Linked DNA regions of Homo sapiens: region 1 is linked to region 2. Evidence: chromatin loops called from intact Hi-C (ENCODE). Cell type or tissue: Panc1. All regions are shown on one strand. Links, peaks and the distances in the headings refer to the core of each region. The heading gives the core; the rest is flanking DNA.

Region 1 (8,343 bases), core at 334-8,333, 390 kb after region 2:
TATATGTATGTATATATTTATAAGATATACAAATATGCGTATGTATATATTTATAAGATATACAAATATGTGTATGTATATATTTATAAGATATATAAATATATGTATGTATATATTTATAAGATATATTTATATATTTTCTATATATTTATACAGAAAATAGAGTATAGTACATAAATAAATATTTATAAATATTTTATTTATATACACAAATATATATATCTATATACACAAAGAGACAAGCACTGAAGGTATTGTAGGGGCAGCAAAACTCCACCTCTGTCCTCTTTTAGGCTGGGCTGGAGAATTAAATTGACGTAAGACAGATTAACAGGATGAAAGCATGCAAGTTTATTTAATACAAGTTTTACATGGCATGGGAGCCCCCATAAGGAAATGAAGACCCAGAAGCAGTTAAAGTTATTTTAACAAGGTCTGTACAGAAGTTTCTCAGTCTCAACTTTCTATCCTTGATAAGAATGCTGCGGGGGTGGCCAGGTGCAGTGGCTCATGCCTGTGGTCCCAGCACTTTGGGAGGTCCCAGCCGAGGCAGGAGGATCATGAGGTCAGGAGATCAAGACCATCCTGGCTAACACGGTGAAACCTCGTCTCTACTAAAAAATACAAAGAAAAATTAGCCAGGTGTGGTGGTGCACACCTGTAGTCCCAGCTACTTGGGAGGCTGAGGCAGGAGAATGGCGTGAACCTGGGAGGCGGAGCTTGCAGTGAGCCGAGATCGCGCCACTGCCCTCCAGCCTGGGTGACAGAGGGAGACTCTGTCTCAAAAAAAAAAAAAAAAAGAATGCTGTGGGGGTTTTGGGGGGTTTCGTTTGTTTGTTTGTTTGTTTGTTTAGAGACAAGATCTTGCTATGTTCCCCAGGCTGGACTCAAACAATCCTCTCACCTCAGCCTCCCAAAAAAATGCTGCATCTTTCACATGAGAATTTCATCTCCTGCTTTTAAGAAACTGAATGAAGGTCGTATTCTTTTTTTTTTTTCTTTGAGACAGGGTCTTTCTCTGTCACTCAGACTAGAGTGCAGTGGCACAATTATGGCTCACTGCAACCTTGACCTCCCAGGCTCAAGTGATCCTCCCACCTTAGCCTCCCAAGTTGCTGGGACTACAGGCACAAACCACCATGCCCGGATAATTTTTGTTTGTTTGTTTTGTTTTGAGACAGAGTCTTGATCTGTTGCCAAGGCTGGAGTGCAATGGTGCAATCTCAGTTCACTGCAACCTCCCCCTCCCAGGTTCAAGCAATTCTCCTGGCTCAGCCTCCGGAGTAGCTGGGATTACAGGTGCCCACCACCACACCTGGCTAATTTTTGTATTTTTAGTAGAGATGGGGTTTCACCAGGTTGGCCAGGCTGGTCTTGAACTCCTGACCTCAGGTGATCATCCTGCCTTGGCCTCCCAAAGTGCTGGGATTGAAGGCGTGTGCCATCATGCCCAGCCTTTTTTTTTTGTAGAGATAGGGTCTTGCCATGTTGCCCAGGCTGGTCTTGAACTCCTGAGTTCAAATGATCCTCCGGCCTCGGCCTCCCAAAGTGCTTGGATTTGCATGAGCCACCACGCCCAGCCAGGGGTGTCATATTCTTAACCCATTCAATAGAAACAGACAGCTCACAAAAGAGGAAGTACCAATAACTAATAAACATAAAAGGAGAATCCATTTCCCAACAGTTTAGTAAAAAAAATATTTGAGACAGGGTCTCACTCTGTCTCTGTTGCCCAGGCTGTAGTGCAGTGGTGTGATGATGGCTCACTGCAACCTCAACCTCCCAGGTTCAGGTGACTCTTCCATGTGTCTCCTGGGTAGCTGGAACTACAGGTGCACACCACTACACTTGGCTAATTTTTTGGATTTTTCATAGAGATGGGGTTTTACCATGTTGCACAGGCTGATCTCAAACTCCTGGGCTCAAGCAATCTACTCACTTCAGCCTTCCAAAATGCCAATATTACAGTGTGAGCCACTGACTCCAGCCCAAAAAATTTTTTTAATTTTTATTGTTTTTTTTTTATAGAGATAGGGTCTCACTATATTGCCCAGGCTGGTCTCGAACCCCTGGCTTCAAGCAATCCTCCCACTTCAGCCTCCCAAAGCACTGGCATTACAGGCATGATCCACCACACCCAGCCAAGTCAAAAAATTTTTGCATTGAGAATATCATATATTGACAACAGGTAGTTTCATGCTTTGCTCGTGAGAGTATAAATTGGAAAAGCAATTTTTAAAATTTATTTATTATTATTTTATTTTTGAGACAAAGTCTCGCTCTGCACCCAGGCTGGAGTGCAGTGGCGCGATCTCGGCTCACTGCAAGCTCCACCTTCCAGGTTCAAGCGATTCTCCTGCCTCAGCCACCCAAGTAGCTGGGATTACAGGCATAGGCCACCATGCCCAGCTAATTTTTGTATTTTTAGTAAAGACAGGGATTTGCCATGTAGGCCAGGCTGGTCTTGAACACCTGACCTCAGGTGATCTGCCTGCCTCAGCCTCCCAAAGTGCTGGGATTTCAGATGTGAGCCACTGCGCCCAACCTGGAAAAGCAATTCTAGAGAGCAATTTAGCAATGTCCTATTGAAAGGACAGGCAAGCCCCAAAATCGCGGCTTAGCGTGGGAGGGTTCTTAGCTTCACCCAGGAAAGAATTCAAGGGTGAGCTGGTAGTGTTAAACAGCAACTTTTATTGAAGCAGCAGTGTACAACCGCAACTGTGGAGCAGGGCTACCCCATAGGCTGTGTGTACAGAATAGCAGCTCAGAGGTAGTTCAGCAGGCATAGTTATACCCACTTTTAATTACATGCAAATTAAGGGGGAGTTGATGCAGAAATTTCTAGGAAAAGCATGGTAACTTCCAGGTCATCGAGTCATTGCTATGGAAAGGGAAGGTAACTTCTGAATGTTGCCATAGCAACGGTAAACTGCAATGGCACACCGGTGGGTATGTCTTATGGAAAGCTGCTTCCACCCTGGCCCTGTTTAAGCTAGTCCTCAATTTGGTCTGGTGTCCAAGCCCTTCCTCCAGAGTTGAGTCCCACCTCCTACCTCACTATCAAAACTAAACTCATATGTGCCTTATGGCCCGGCAATACTACCTCTTAGTATCTCTCCTACAGAAGCCCTCACGCATGTGCCTGAGAAGATATGTACAAGGGTAGACACTGCAGCATGGTTGGTAACAGCAAAAAACTGGAAGCAAGTTAAATGTTCACCAATACAGAAATGTTTAAATAATCCATAGTATATTCATAGTGTGGAATATCATACATCAGATTTTAAAATTAGCAAGGGCTAGCTGCTCAACACACATAGAAGCCGATATGGCATTGACTTTTGAGAAAAGAAAAAGCTTCATTGCAACTTGACTGGCAAGGAGACAGGAGGCAATTCTCAAATCTGTCTCTCAAGCAGGGGTCTGGGGCAGGTTTTATGGGCAAAGGGGAACAATGGAGGATATAGGAAGATGAGATAAAGGTGTGACCTGATTAGGTTCATGCAAAGAAGCAGTGATCTGATGAGATCATGCAATGGGGTCATGTTGGGTCCTCAACTTTTAGAAAAGTCCATACTCCAACAAAACAGGGCAACCCTTGCTTTTTAATGTGGTCTCTGTTGCTTGATCCAAAGCACTTAGATTCTGCCTGTGGTTGGTTTTTTCATTCCAGCTGGCTCTGAGGTCAGGACCTGGGCCTGCTTGATTCTTCTGGCCATACTCAGGTTAGGTGACTTGCAACCTGGGTGTCCTTAGGAGCTGAGAAACAACTCATCATTTTGTTACATTTTGTTGCTGACAAAGTTGAACCAGATTGGTCTAGTTCCAGGGTTACATATGGTTACATTGAAAGATCTTTAAGGCATACTGAGAAAGGCAAGATAGAAAATATAGTGCGCTACTTGTTAAAGGTGCAGGGTCTTGACTGCAAATTGTCAGGTTCTTGGCGTTTTGAACAGAGAATTAGACAAAATGCAAAGCAAAGCAAGGAAAGAATTAAGCAAGGAAAGCAGAGATTTATTGGAAATGAAAGTACACTCCACAGGGTAGGAGTACCTGGAGCAGTGACTCAAGGGCCCTGATTGCAGGATCTTCTGGGGTCCAAACATCCTCTAGAGGTTTTCCATTGGCCATTTGGTGGATACCTCATGCAAATAAAGTAGTGGCCCACGATCGGGCTGATTGGTTGCAGAAAGCAACCAATCAGAGGCTAAAGTGAAATTACAAAGTTACACTCCTATGCAAACATCTGATTGGTTGCTCAAAGCAACCAATCAGAGGTACTTTCAGTTTTCCATCTGCCAAGCAGAAAGTGGGGGACAGGGGTGGTTTGCAAAGGGAGTAGCGTTTGGTCATTTTGATACTTAGGTGTTGAAAGTTGGGGTTTTCCTTTTGATTTAGTTCTAGGAAGTCAGTATGAATCGGCCTTAGGTTCCCTGCCTCCAGACCCTATTCTGCCTCACTACTGTTTATATTTTAAAAGTTTTTTTTCAGTTATTTATTTACTTATTGTTTTTTGTTTTTAATTTTTTTTTTTTTTGGTAGAGACAGTGGCATCTCACTACATTGCCCTGGCTGGTCTCGACCTCCTGGCCTCGTGATCTTCCTGCCAAAGCCTCTCAAAAAGTTTTAAAATAATAAAATTTCTATTTTTCTATGTACATATATTTATGTATGTGAATATATGGTCTAGAAGGACAAATTCAAACTTTTATAAGAGATTACCTCTGGGGAGAGGAATGATCCAACATAGCAGCTAGCCTATATAATACCTTTGTGAGAATTTTTTAAAGGTTACCTTTCTTCCAGACAATTTACTGCCATCTGCTGGAAAATTATCATTTAAAAATATCAAATATACTACCCTGTGAATAGTGACCCCTAGGGTTGCTGATGGCACAACTTGCACACAGTCTGTGGCCTTAGAGGACATTCCTTGAGACTGAGATCAAGTTTTATTCTGAGGTCTATACAAAATAAGTCAATTTGACCACATGGATAAACACTAGCTTTCAATGTGTTAAAATTTATTTTGTAACATTTCCATGTACAAAAGCACCTACGTTTTGGAGAGGTGAGGTTCGTGGGTTAAATTGTGGGTTATGTCACTGACAAAATCAGAGACTCACTGCTTCCAAGTGCAGGGAGGATTTGAGCAGCAGCAACTGGGTACTAAACAAGAAAAGTTACCTCTCAGGTCCTTCCTTTCGAATAGGAGGAATGCAGTATATTCTTGCATAATAAAGTATTTCTCAGTACCAGGTTTCCATTTTCTTCCCTTCCTGTTTCAAATCATGTTTTGGAGGCAGGAAGAATTCGTAAAGTAGTTGCAGCAATTTACAGTACTTTTGCAATATTAAGCAATTCAAATTACCATTAAATTTCTACGTGTGTGACTTTAGACATAACGCCAGTGAAATGTAATACTGATTTTTATATTGTTTGGTTTTTGTTTTTGTTTTTTTGAGACGGAGTCTCGCTCTTTCACCCAGTCCGGACTGCAGTAGCGCGATCTCGGCTCACTGCAAGCTCTGCCTCCCGGGTTCGCACCATTCTCCTGCCTCAGCGCCCCGCCTCCCCCCCTCCCCCCGAGTAGCTGGGACTACAGGCACCCGCCACCGCGCCCGGCTAATTTTTTGTATTTTTTAGTAGAGATGGGGTTTCACCGTGTTAGCCAGGATGGTCTCGGTCTCCTGACCTCGTGATCCGCCCGTCTCGGCCTCCCAAAGTGCTGGGATTACAGGTGTGAGTCACCGCGCCTGGCCTGATTTCTATATTGTTAAAGCAAACTAAACATGGCCTGAGGACTCTGTACTTCTTTTTTTTTTTTTTTTTGAGACACAAAAAAATTTTTTGAGACAGGGTAGGAGTAGCTGGAGCAGTGACTCAAGAGTTTTGCCCTTCTCACCCAGGCTGGAGTGCAGTGGTGCGATCCCAGCTCACTGCAACCTCCACCTCCCAGGTTCAAGCAATTGTACAGAAACAGCTGAATTGGCCGGGCGTGGTGGCTCACGCCTGTAATCCCAGCACTTTGGGAGGCCAAGGCGGGCAGATCACGAGGTCAGCAGATCGAGACCATCCTGGCTAACACGGTGAAACCCCGTCTCCACTAAACATACAAAAAAAATTAGCTGGGCGTGGTGGCGGGCGCCTGATAGTCCCAGCGGCTCGGGAGGCTGAGGCAGGAGAATGGCGTGAACCTGGGAGGCGGAGCTTGCAATGAGCCGAGATTGCGCCACTGCACTCCAGCCTGGGCGACAGTGAGACCCTGCCTCAAAAAAAAAAGAAAAAGAAACAGCTGAATTGGTTACAGCTTGGCGTTTGCCTTATGTGAACACAGTTTGAACACACAACAGTGTATCAGTAGTTAAAGGCGTGAGCCACTGTGCCCGGCCCTAAATAATTTATTTTCAATATTTGATGTTTAGGCTGGGCTCGGTGGCTCTTGCCTGTAATCCCAGCACTTTGGGAGGCCGAGGTGCGCAGATCACCTGAAGCCAGTAGTTTGAGACTGGCCTGGTCAACATGATGAAACCCCATCTCTACTAAAAATACAAAAAAATTAGCCGGGTTGGTGGTGTGCGCTTGTAGTTCCAGCTACTCGGGAGGCTGAGACAGGAGAATCGCTTGAACCTGGGAGGCAGAGGTTGCAATGAGCCGGGATCTCACCACTGCACTCCAGCCTGGGCTGCAAGAGCAAAACTTGGTCTCAAAAAAAAAAAAAGAAAAAAGAAAAGAAAAAAGAAATCTGGCTGGGCGTGGTGGGTCACTCCTGTAATCCCAGCACTTTGGGAGGCTGAGGCTGGTGGATCACCTGAGGTAAGGAGTTCAAGACCAGCCTGGCCAACATGATGAAACCCCGTCTCTACAAAAATTAGCCAGGCATGATGGCGGGTGCCTCTAATCCCAGCTACTCGGGAGGCTGAGGCAGGAGAATCGCTTGAATCCAGGAGGCAGATGTTGCAGCGAGCCGAGATCACACCACTGCACTCCAGCCGAGGCAACAGAGCAAGACTCCGTCTCACAAAAAAAAAAAGAAAAAAAAAGAAAGGAAAAAAGTCTATTAAATAAGATTTATTTTTGCTTTTTAATTTTTTGTCAAGAAACACACCTCTGCTTAATGTTTTAATTAAATTTATTTATTTATTTATTTATTTTTGAGGGGGCAGAGGACAAATACTTTTTAATGGGTTTTAGGATTTTTTTTTACAAATATACCAGACAATCATGCAATGCTGCCAGTATTGAACGCAATCCGGGGCCACAAGTCTGCACACTCCTTTGCTACTGGTCCTGTAATGGCAGAACCCTTCATCTCGTCTTTGTTTTTTATTATGACCCCTGCATTACCTTCAAAATAAAGAAACACACCGTCTTTTCTCCATATGACTTTTGTTGTCAAGTGACCACTGCTGGATGTACCTTTTTTCTGAGCTCTGGTTTGTCTTTCTTGACTGTGGCCATCCCCATGTCACCCACACTGGCAGGGAAGTCTGTTCAGCCGTCCCTGATCCTCTTCACGGAGATGATATACAGATTTTTGGCTCCTGTATTGTCAGCATTGTTGATCAGGGATCCTACCAGAAGACCCAAGGAAATCCAGAATTTTGCACCAGAGGACTCACCACATCCTTGCTTCGACATCTTGAATGCCAGAAAGAAGGAAAAAAGCAATTGACTTCTTTTTTTTAGAAACAGGGTCTTGCTTTGTCGCCCAGGCTGGAGTGCAGTAGCTCGAACACAGTTCACTGCAGCCTTCACCTCCTGGGCTCAAGCAATCCTTCCACCTCAGCCTCTTGAGTAGCTGGGACCACAGACATGCACCACCACACCAGACTAATTTAATTTTTTTTTTTTTTTTTTTTTTTTTTTTTTTTTGTAGAGATGAAGGTATCACCATGTTGCCAGGCTGGTCTCAAACTCCTGGGCTCATGCAATCATCCCACTTCGACCTCCCGAAGCACTGGGATTACAGGTGTGAGACTCCGTGCTCAACCTAGCTTTTAAATTTTGATAGGTGATATTGAATGTGTTAGAAGATGAATAACTTGGATAACACATATGGAACTTTTGATTAAAATATATTCAAATTTTGTTCATTTGACTATAGCTACATCTTATTTTTCTTTAGATACTTACTGTTGATAGAAGACAAATTATGTCAAAATCTTGATGATAACAAAATTAATGATTTAGATAAAATAAAATAAAGAAAAATAACTTTATGGAATAAATATATAATAATTTTGAATTTACCACTCATGTGAAAACACCAGTCCATCAACAGAACACCCAGACATGCCCAATAATAAAGAAATTCTGTAATCTTTGATATTTTTCCAA
Region 2 (8,343 bases), core at 181-8,180:
TGCTGTTTACCACTATGCTTTCTAGTTAATAAATCTTCCTGTTCTACCATAGCACAGAATTCTCTCAACTGTGAAGTCTGCCCTTGTTGATGTGATTTCTTGGGAACTAATTTCTTAAATTTGGGTGTGAGTAACTTTTTGAAAATGATAACATGCCTTTAGTTGATAGCATAGACTATGACCAAAGTAGAATATTATAAAGTAATAACTTTCTGTCTTGTAATTTGAATCTAAGCATTGACCCCCAGATTGAGGGCCATTCTCTGGAAGCAAGTTTATGCCAATAATATGTCTTCTCACTGAATGTTTTCTATGTCTGTCACTGGGGAGCAGGGGGCTAGTTCCTTTTCTCATTCCAAATAATCAGTTTCAAAAATCTTATATTGGCATTGAATAAGAGCTTTAACACTCAGACCTACCCTGTTAATTATCCACTTTGAAATCTTACAGTAGTCTGTGGAACGTTAAGTACGTGTGTTTTTTTAAGCATTAGGCTTTAATTGTATTCATTGCCTTAAAAATAGAAAAGGGTAGTTTTATTAGGTACCTATTAAGATATAATCGTTGCTAATCATGACTTTCAGTAAGTTAGTATTTTCTTCTGATAAATATGTCCTACATAGATTATAGCCATCATTGGGTTCTGGGCATCAGAGTATCCTCGTTCCTTATACAGCTTCGTCCACTAAGTTCACACTATCAATGAACTTTAAAAGTTTAAAACTTAAAATCTTGAGTTTACTGCCTCACAAGCCAGAGCTGTGCCCTCAATAGAATAACAATAGCAGGAGTGGTCTTTTCTCCCCTCTCCCCCTCCACTTTGTTCTTCCAATAAACCTAATCCTGATACTGCCCACTGTTTGAAAAAGTGCCTATGGATTTTATCCTATAATCTCTCTATTGATAGACTACATATCAATACATACACGCTAATGTAATGCTACATTTGTATTAAAGAATTGCATAATTTTCCTTTCTGATGGTCAATAGCATACTAATCAATACAAATATTAAGTCTGTACTAGTATTAACATTCCCTCCCCACATATAACTCAATATACATATGCACATTTATCTATGACTCAGATGCTGGAAAATCATAACCTATTAAATTACTTTTGGGATTGATTTTGAAAATTTATCTTATATGAAAAATTAAATTTGAGCACTACAATGCTTGTGAAGAGTATTGCTTTTGGAAGATATTATTCTTGAAACTTGAAATTCATTTTACTTTGTTTGTATCTCACTACACATAAATAAATTTGAGATAAAAATACATTAGTCAATCTGGCAGACATATGAGACCGGTTATGGAGTATTCACAATGCCTAAAGCAGTGGTGTATCTGTCAAAGGAGGAAAAAGTGGGAGAAAAGGAGGTATAGGTTTGTTTATCTCAAGTTGCAAAGTAAATGCAAAAGTGACTCATCGACCACTCTGTTTTAGAGGTAGATTAATATTTTGCCTTTATACCTTGAGATACTTTTATTTCCTATTGATCTTCCACTATAAGGGTGACTCTAACAGCACCTTTAAATTCCTTCTACCTATTCTTTATCTAAGGTAGTTTATGGTCAATAATAAAGGAATAATAAATGCCTTAGGGAAACTATTTTAAAGGAACCTATTTGTGAATTATTTTTTAAGCAGTTTTTTGGTATTATTAGTGTTTCCGTATTCTCTAATTTATCTGTTAAAGTGTGTATATTAGATTTTCTTAAGAAGGGGCACACATCTATCAACATTCTAAATCATTTTAGGTCATATAAGTTTAAGAAATAAGTAGTTTATTGTAAAAAAAATTATTTTATCCTTGCTAGATGATAAGCTTCTTGAAGGCAAATATAATAGCTTAAGGATCCTGGCTTTAACCTTCTATAGCCTCTTACACATGAAAGGTATCCCCAGGCTCTGTGGAGAGAGAGAGTGTCCCCGAGAGAAGGCTTCCTGAGGTAGTTTCATTTTCTAGGTTTTCATCATGAGTGATTGTTTCTGTGTTCTGTGCCCAATAATAAACAGGCTTTGTGTTATACCTTAATTTAAATCGTTGCCTAACAGCATTTTAAAGTGTCCAGAAACAAAAAGATGAAAATGTTTACATTTGCAGCTCAAGCTCTTTTAACTTTATAAATAGAAATAACATTTCTAAGAAGTTGCATACAAACGACATTGTACTTACACCAGTCTAAAGGTTAATATTGCATATTGTTTTCAATTAGGAATACAATAGATATGGCTGGTGGGTAGGAGAAATGAAGGGAGCCATTGGCTTGGTGCCTAAAGCCTACATAATGGAGATGTATGATATTTGAGAGTCCTGGGTAAGTACATTTTAATCCAATATTCTGTAATAGCTCATATGTTCTCTTGGTCTCTTCGTTATGAGTCTTTGCCTTTTTAAAAGTCTTTAGAGTTTTCTGATAACACAAAGATTGTGCCCCGAAATCTTTTTTGTTTTGTTTGATCTGGTTTAATTTTTAAAATAAGAATTTTTAAAATAAAAACTTTATGGAATTTACTTTGGAAATGAATAGATTATTTAGAGAAAGTTCTTTTGATAGTAACCAGCTGTTTTCCCAAACTTCCTCCTTTTCAGTAAAATACCACTTTTTATGGCCTTTCTGAAGAGTTGAATTGACAAAATGTTGAGTAAAAATACATTTTTCCTTGGCTAAAAGTGTAATTTTTTTAAGCAGGAAAAATCAAGTTTCAGCTGAATCAAAAATTAAAATGCAGCTTTCCCTTTCTCCTGCAGAAAAGGAAAATTCTTCTGCTTGTCTGCAAATGCTTTGGATTTAGAAGCGTCATGAAAGCACGAGTGACAGCTCCTAACCTCTCCTTGTTTTATTAAACATTACTTATCTTTGACTGTTATTTTATGCAGTCGCTCATTAAAATATTCCTCTGATGTGAAATTAAATGAAGGATATTAATGTAAATTAGATGCAACCAGTTAAGTTATACCTGTTGCTATTTTGCAAAGAAATAATTATAGTTTTTATTTACCCATTTGATTTGTGTGAAGAATTCATCACTATTTTATACGTAACATATAGTCTACTATAGCATAGTATGCTACTATTGCTACTTCTGGTGTGATTTGTAATGTTTCTTAATCATTGGACATCAATTATTTTTAGAGAGTAATGTATAATTTCATAGCATTTTAAATTTAGTGTATCATGCGAGTTTTTTTTGGTAGATGCTGAAGAATGTGGTTGCTAAACAAAGAATGCTAAAGAATGTTCAAACTTTATAGATAACTTTATTGTTATTATTTATTTTCACACATTTAATTCCTATTAAGTACAGCCGCAAGAAAGAAAAAATGATGAAGTTGCAAATGGCAGTGTGCTGTCACCTGCAACAGAAGTGCGTACCAGAAGTATGACTCATGCAAAGCATTTTACCGTACAAATATCCTGGTGCGATGATGGGCCTGGCAACATTTTCTACTGTACTTTTGTTTAAATTTAATGAAACAAAAAATTCCTAAGAAATACCACCCTACCACTAACAAAATGGTATAAAGAATCTCCCAGCCAGGCCAACATGGTGAAACCCTGTCTCTACTAAAAATTAGCCAAGTGTGGTAATGTTCACCTGCAGTCCCAGCTACTTGGGAGGCCAAGGCACGAGAATTGCTTGAACAAGGTAGGCAGAGGTTGCAGTGAGCCAAGATCGCGCCACTGCACTCCAGCCTGGGCGACAGAGTGAGACTCCATCTCAGAAAAAAAAAAAAAAAAAAACAGAATCTCAGTGTATTCTCAAAGTAAAAAGGCATAACCAAGCACTCTCTTATCTTGCCTTATTGCTATACTATTTACATCCCACTGCAGAACAGCAGATTTGAGGCTTTTCTATATACTTCTCAGAGCACTGAAAAGAAAGGAAGGGTTTGCAGAGGAGAGTGTAGAAATCCCAGTGGTAGCATGTACCAACAGGTGAGTAGAAAGGTAGTGTTAGCCTGACATTTGAGTTATACTCTGTGCTGCCTGAGCAAGATTTGTAGAATCATATAATTACCTTTTCATGTATATTTGAAATCAGAGGTGTTTAAAATACCTATGAGATACCAATGTAGCCTTAACATATGTCAAAATGCATTGCTGGTTAGATAATTATTTGGACTACACATAAACTCCTAATATTGAATCATTACCTATCAGGTATTATCTTTATGGAACTTTTCAATATCTTTGCTTTATAAAGATTCTAAACATGTATCTGAGCTGGTAATATTTTAAAATCTCCATTATTTGTGTAAAACTGTTTATAAGCAGTGTTTGAGAGGGTCTGCTTTACCATTACCCCCTCAATATCATGATCATCCAATCTCAAATGTGAAAAAAAAAAAGAAATTTGATTTTAGGGATTGTGAGTAAACAAGTTTATATAGAGAGACATTGTGAAGTTAAAGTTTTCAGAAGTTACATTTGTGCAGTTCTTACCTTTTCCTCATATAGTGCCATTGAAATAGACTGAAATTATCTTGGCAAAAGTTAGACAACCAAAGACGACTTTAGTGGACTGGTTTTCAAAACTTGAGCAGCTGAAAAGCAAAAGCCGTTGTTTCCCATGACAATGTAGCCTTTGTGGATTTGGGTTTGTGCTTTGGGTTGAAAAGAAGTTTTTAGTCCTAGGCCAGTAGATGGCAGCAGCTTTTCATTGCAGACAAAACCTCTTGAAACCCTTCCCCCATGGCACAAACTCGCCCATGATGGAAAGCATCTAGATTTCTGCCTCCTTTTACAGTTAATCCAGGAGAGGGAGTCCTTTGCCAACTGATGACCAACAGTTCCAAGCCAGATAGTCTCGTGAACAGTGACAATACAGAAATAAGGTGTTATTTCTGTTCAGATCTCCACCGGCCTTTGTTCTTTTAAAACTTGAATATAGGTGGGAGACATAAGAAAGGAAAGAAAAGACTTAAAACTGGAGTGACAGGACAAATAATCATTACTTTCAATTCATGACTGCTTTATATTCATTTGATGAAATCATTTGTATACAAACCAGGGAGAGTTTTCTTTACACCCTTGACAATATATCACATACTCTTCAAGATCATAATAATATCATTAATATAAATTTAAACAACATGGCTTGTTAGAAAATATGCTAATTGCTATGGTCTCATTATGTTTGCTTAGCTTTTATTTGTTTTTCTGTGAACAGTTAGAGAGCTAATTTTTTTCAAAGGTGATTGTAAGTCATATTTTATATAGCATTTTGCTTGATTATTTGCTCTGTACTGAATTTGTACTCTATTGCCATTAGATCTTACAATAATGTTCCACTCTGCAAATTTTTAAGGTTCAAATAAAGTTTAATTGTTTGCAAACTGTTATGATGCTAATAATTCAACAGCCTGCTGTGTTACTAATGAAATTACTTTGTTATGATTAATTTGGAAAATAGTGTGTTGATTGTAGTAATTAAGCACAACAAGGTGAAGTAAATGATTCTAATGCCATCTGGCCGCCAAACTGAATGAAGAAATGAAATAGGGCTGTCATCTGAATTTATTCAAAGAAGTAAGGATAATACAAATGACTTTCATTGCTTTAGGATTTACACTTAACACAGCTCACTCCGTTCTATTTTTGCCACTTTGCTGCATATGACACTTTCTTTCATAGAAAAAGAATGTCATTTAGTCCAGCAATTGTTTTGAATACTTTATTTTATTGGAAGCTGATTATTTTTACTGTGTGCTAATTTAATTACAGATAATTACATAAAGTATTATAGGACCATGGGAAAAAGAAATCACTTTTCAACCATGTGTAGGTGAAATCCATATATATGGGGTTTCGTTTTTGTTTCATGTTTTGTTTTGTTTCACTTTTTGCTATCATTACACAACCACTTTGAATATAGCCTTGCACAAAGAGTAGGGCATCCATTCAACTGTTTCTTAAATGTGTACAAAGGCTCACTCTTAGTTCTTATGATTTCTACTTTTTATATAATTTCATGTAATTTCTGCACTCTACTACTTGCTACTTATTCATAGACTGGTACTATCCAGGGTCATAATTTAAAATAGAACTGAGTTAGATATTATGAATTCAGATTTGCAGTTCAGCCATTAGAAGAAAATTAACCCTAATATACATGTTGTTTAAGAGCTTGAACTTCATCAGTGAGACTGAGTGAAGCATTGTGAGAATTTTTAAAGTTCTAAATTTCAGATAAATCAGTCATTTGTATTTCATTTGTTGGAGTTATAGACACACACCATATAGAGATCACTTTTGCTTCTCTTGAGTTCAGTAGGTTCATGACTATTGAAAGCAATCCACATGGTAAAGAAAGAGGTGGTGAAGAGTGGAGATCAAAACATGATCAAGCCATGGAAAACACAGCTTCACTCAAAGGTTGAAAGAATACTTTGTGTGTGTGTGTGTGTGTGTACACTGTATATATATATAAAATAAAAACATTTGATGAATATGATCTTATTTATAGTAATATACTTAGTATTCAAAAATACAGAGAAACAATAAGTACTACATTGTTAAAATATTATTATACAAGTTTAATATATACTCAAATGCACAACAGTTTATACTCTGGATTGGGAACAAGAGATTTCTAGACATCTCAGCTTTAGCCAGTTTATTATACGCCTACTGCTTTATAGTTGAGTTCTTCCAGAATATCTGTTAGAACCTCTGATAGCATACTATTTTATGATGAGATAAATACTTTAAAAATCATATGATCACAGTAGCATGGAATGACATTTCATTAATGCTATGTTTGAGGGGCTTTTTCTTGTTTCTGCTAGTAGAATCTGTTCTACCATTACTTATACACAAACATATTATTTATTGCCAGCATGGTACACATTATATGGTGTGGATCCAGTAAATATTTGTTAATTAACTGATTTGGCACCCCACAATATCTCAAGACATGAGATTTAAGAAGAAAAGAGCTTGACTAGTAAACCTGGTAGAGAAAATGCCTTTATACAGTTAGTATATCCCATAATACTATCAACAAGTAGATTGGATTTTATTGTTATAACAGAATTGAGTGAGATTGTGAATAATAAGAAAGTTGAGTTGTGGTACATTGTCCTTAGATGTTTCCTTCCTTTCTTCCCTTGTGTTCAGTGTTGTGACCTCAAATAAGAGGCACAGGTGCCTCCTCGGGCAGCTTGGGGCAAGTGATCTACTTTCACTTTCCAGTGAAACATCTCAAATCACTGCTGCCCTGCATTCCACTTGCGTAATATCAGAGAAGCCTTTCCTGCATCTGATCTTGAAAGCATTCTAGCTGTCGCCTTGGGCAGATCAAAAATTTGTGCAAGTAAGTGGGAAGTTTCACAGTTGCTGCCAAATCTAATCATAATTTAGCTTTTGTCCTTTTTGTTAACTTTTACTCCCTGTTTATTTAAAGTTGTATGATTATGTTAACTTGAGTGCTTTGAGTCCCCAAAATGAAAGGAACTGTAAATGCAGAAAGTCGCCTTAGTCATACCACTGCTCAGTTTAGGTCTTCAGTGTTGAGAGAGGGGCTGGAAGTTGAGCAAGCCAAAACACTTGACTATGTGCAAAGGCGTGAATATAGAAACTGCTCCCAAAGCCCATCTCTTAAGTACCTTTCTTAATGCTGGAACTTTGGAAGGTGTTTCCCTAGGTTTCTCTCCTCTTTTTTTTTTTTTTTTTTCTTTTCAGTTTTCTTTTTTGTTATCCATTACTCGGAGAGGCAATATAGCACAGCCCTTGTCTGTTTTCTGTTTATTGGCCTCAACTTTCTAATATAAAAATATCACTCCTGCTAGAGTAAAAGCAGGTGCCATTTTGTAGCTTGAACTGCAATTTACTTCTTGTTTGAGGAAAGTGTCACACAGGTACTCTCAAAGGAGAAAATTAATGACACTAGTGTATGCTGGTTAAAGACAGCTGCTTTCGTGGAGGAGAAAATTCCAACAAATAAGCAGATTCTCATCTACTACCCTCCCCTCCCAGCTCCCATGGGAGTCTATTTAGAAAACCTTGTGTTCTTTATCACATCAAATGTGATGATAACAGTTTAAGTCAGACTAGTAATAGTAATAGCTAACATTTACTGAGTGTTTACTATTTGTCATGCTGTGCACTTTTCATTCAATTCTTATAACAACCCTATGAAGTAAGTTCTGTTATTCATTACCATTTTCCCGATTAGGAAACAGGCTGAATAATTTGTCCCCAAAGCCTTAGGGTAGTGAGTTACCTAACCAAGCCTCACACCAGCCTCCTTGCCCTGAATTGAACACTGTTCTGCTGCGCAGTACTGTGATGAATTAAAACCAAATGCTTATTTGGATTCTTTGCATATAATA

What was found. Hi-C counts contacts between places; a loop is a spot of excess contacts. Peaks named below come from ENCODE experiments on the same cell type or tissue, not always from the same donor. Only the 100,000 strongest peaks of a DNase experiment are listed, where the experiment ranks them.
Region 1: it touches region 2 in a loop (6-fold over the local background); 9 of 110 quality-filtered maps call a loop at or near these places.

Annotation. Positions count from the first base shown.
Region 1 is chr7:26,275,496-26,283,838 of GRCh38, reverse strand. It overlaps the pseudogene RPL23P7. Among named protein-coding and RNA genes, the nearest start is that of SNX10, 12 kb to the left of the region's middle. In Panc1, for the core only: CTCF peaks have their summits at 4,707 and 4,908; no DNase peak of the experiment used is centred there.
Region 2 is chr7:26,664,071-26,672,413 of GRCh38, reverse strand. SKAP2 (src kinase associated phosphoprotein 2) reads left to right here. Exons shown (of 13, transcript NM_003930.5): 12 at 2,222-2,323; 13 at 2,758-5,346. The coding sequence ends at 2,314. Among named protein-coding and RNA genes, the nearest start is that of LINC02860, 30 kb to the right of the region's middle. In Panc1, for the core only: a CTCF peak has its summit at 4,687 (motif pointing right); a DNase peak (open chromatin) is centred at 4,703.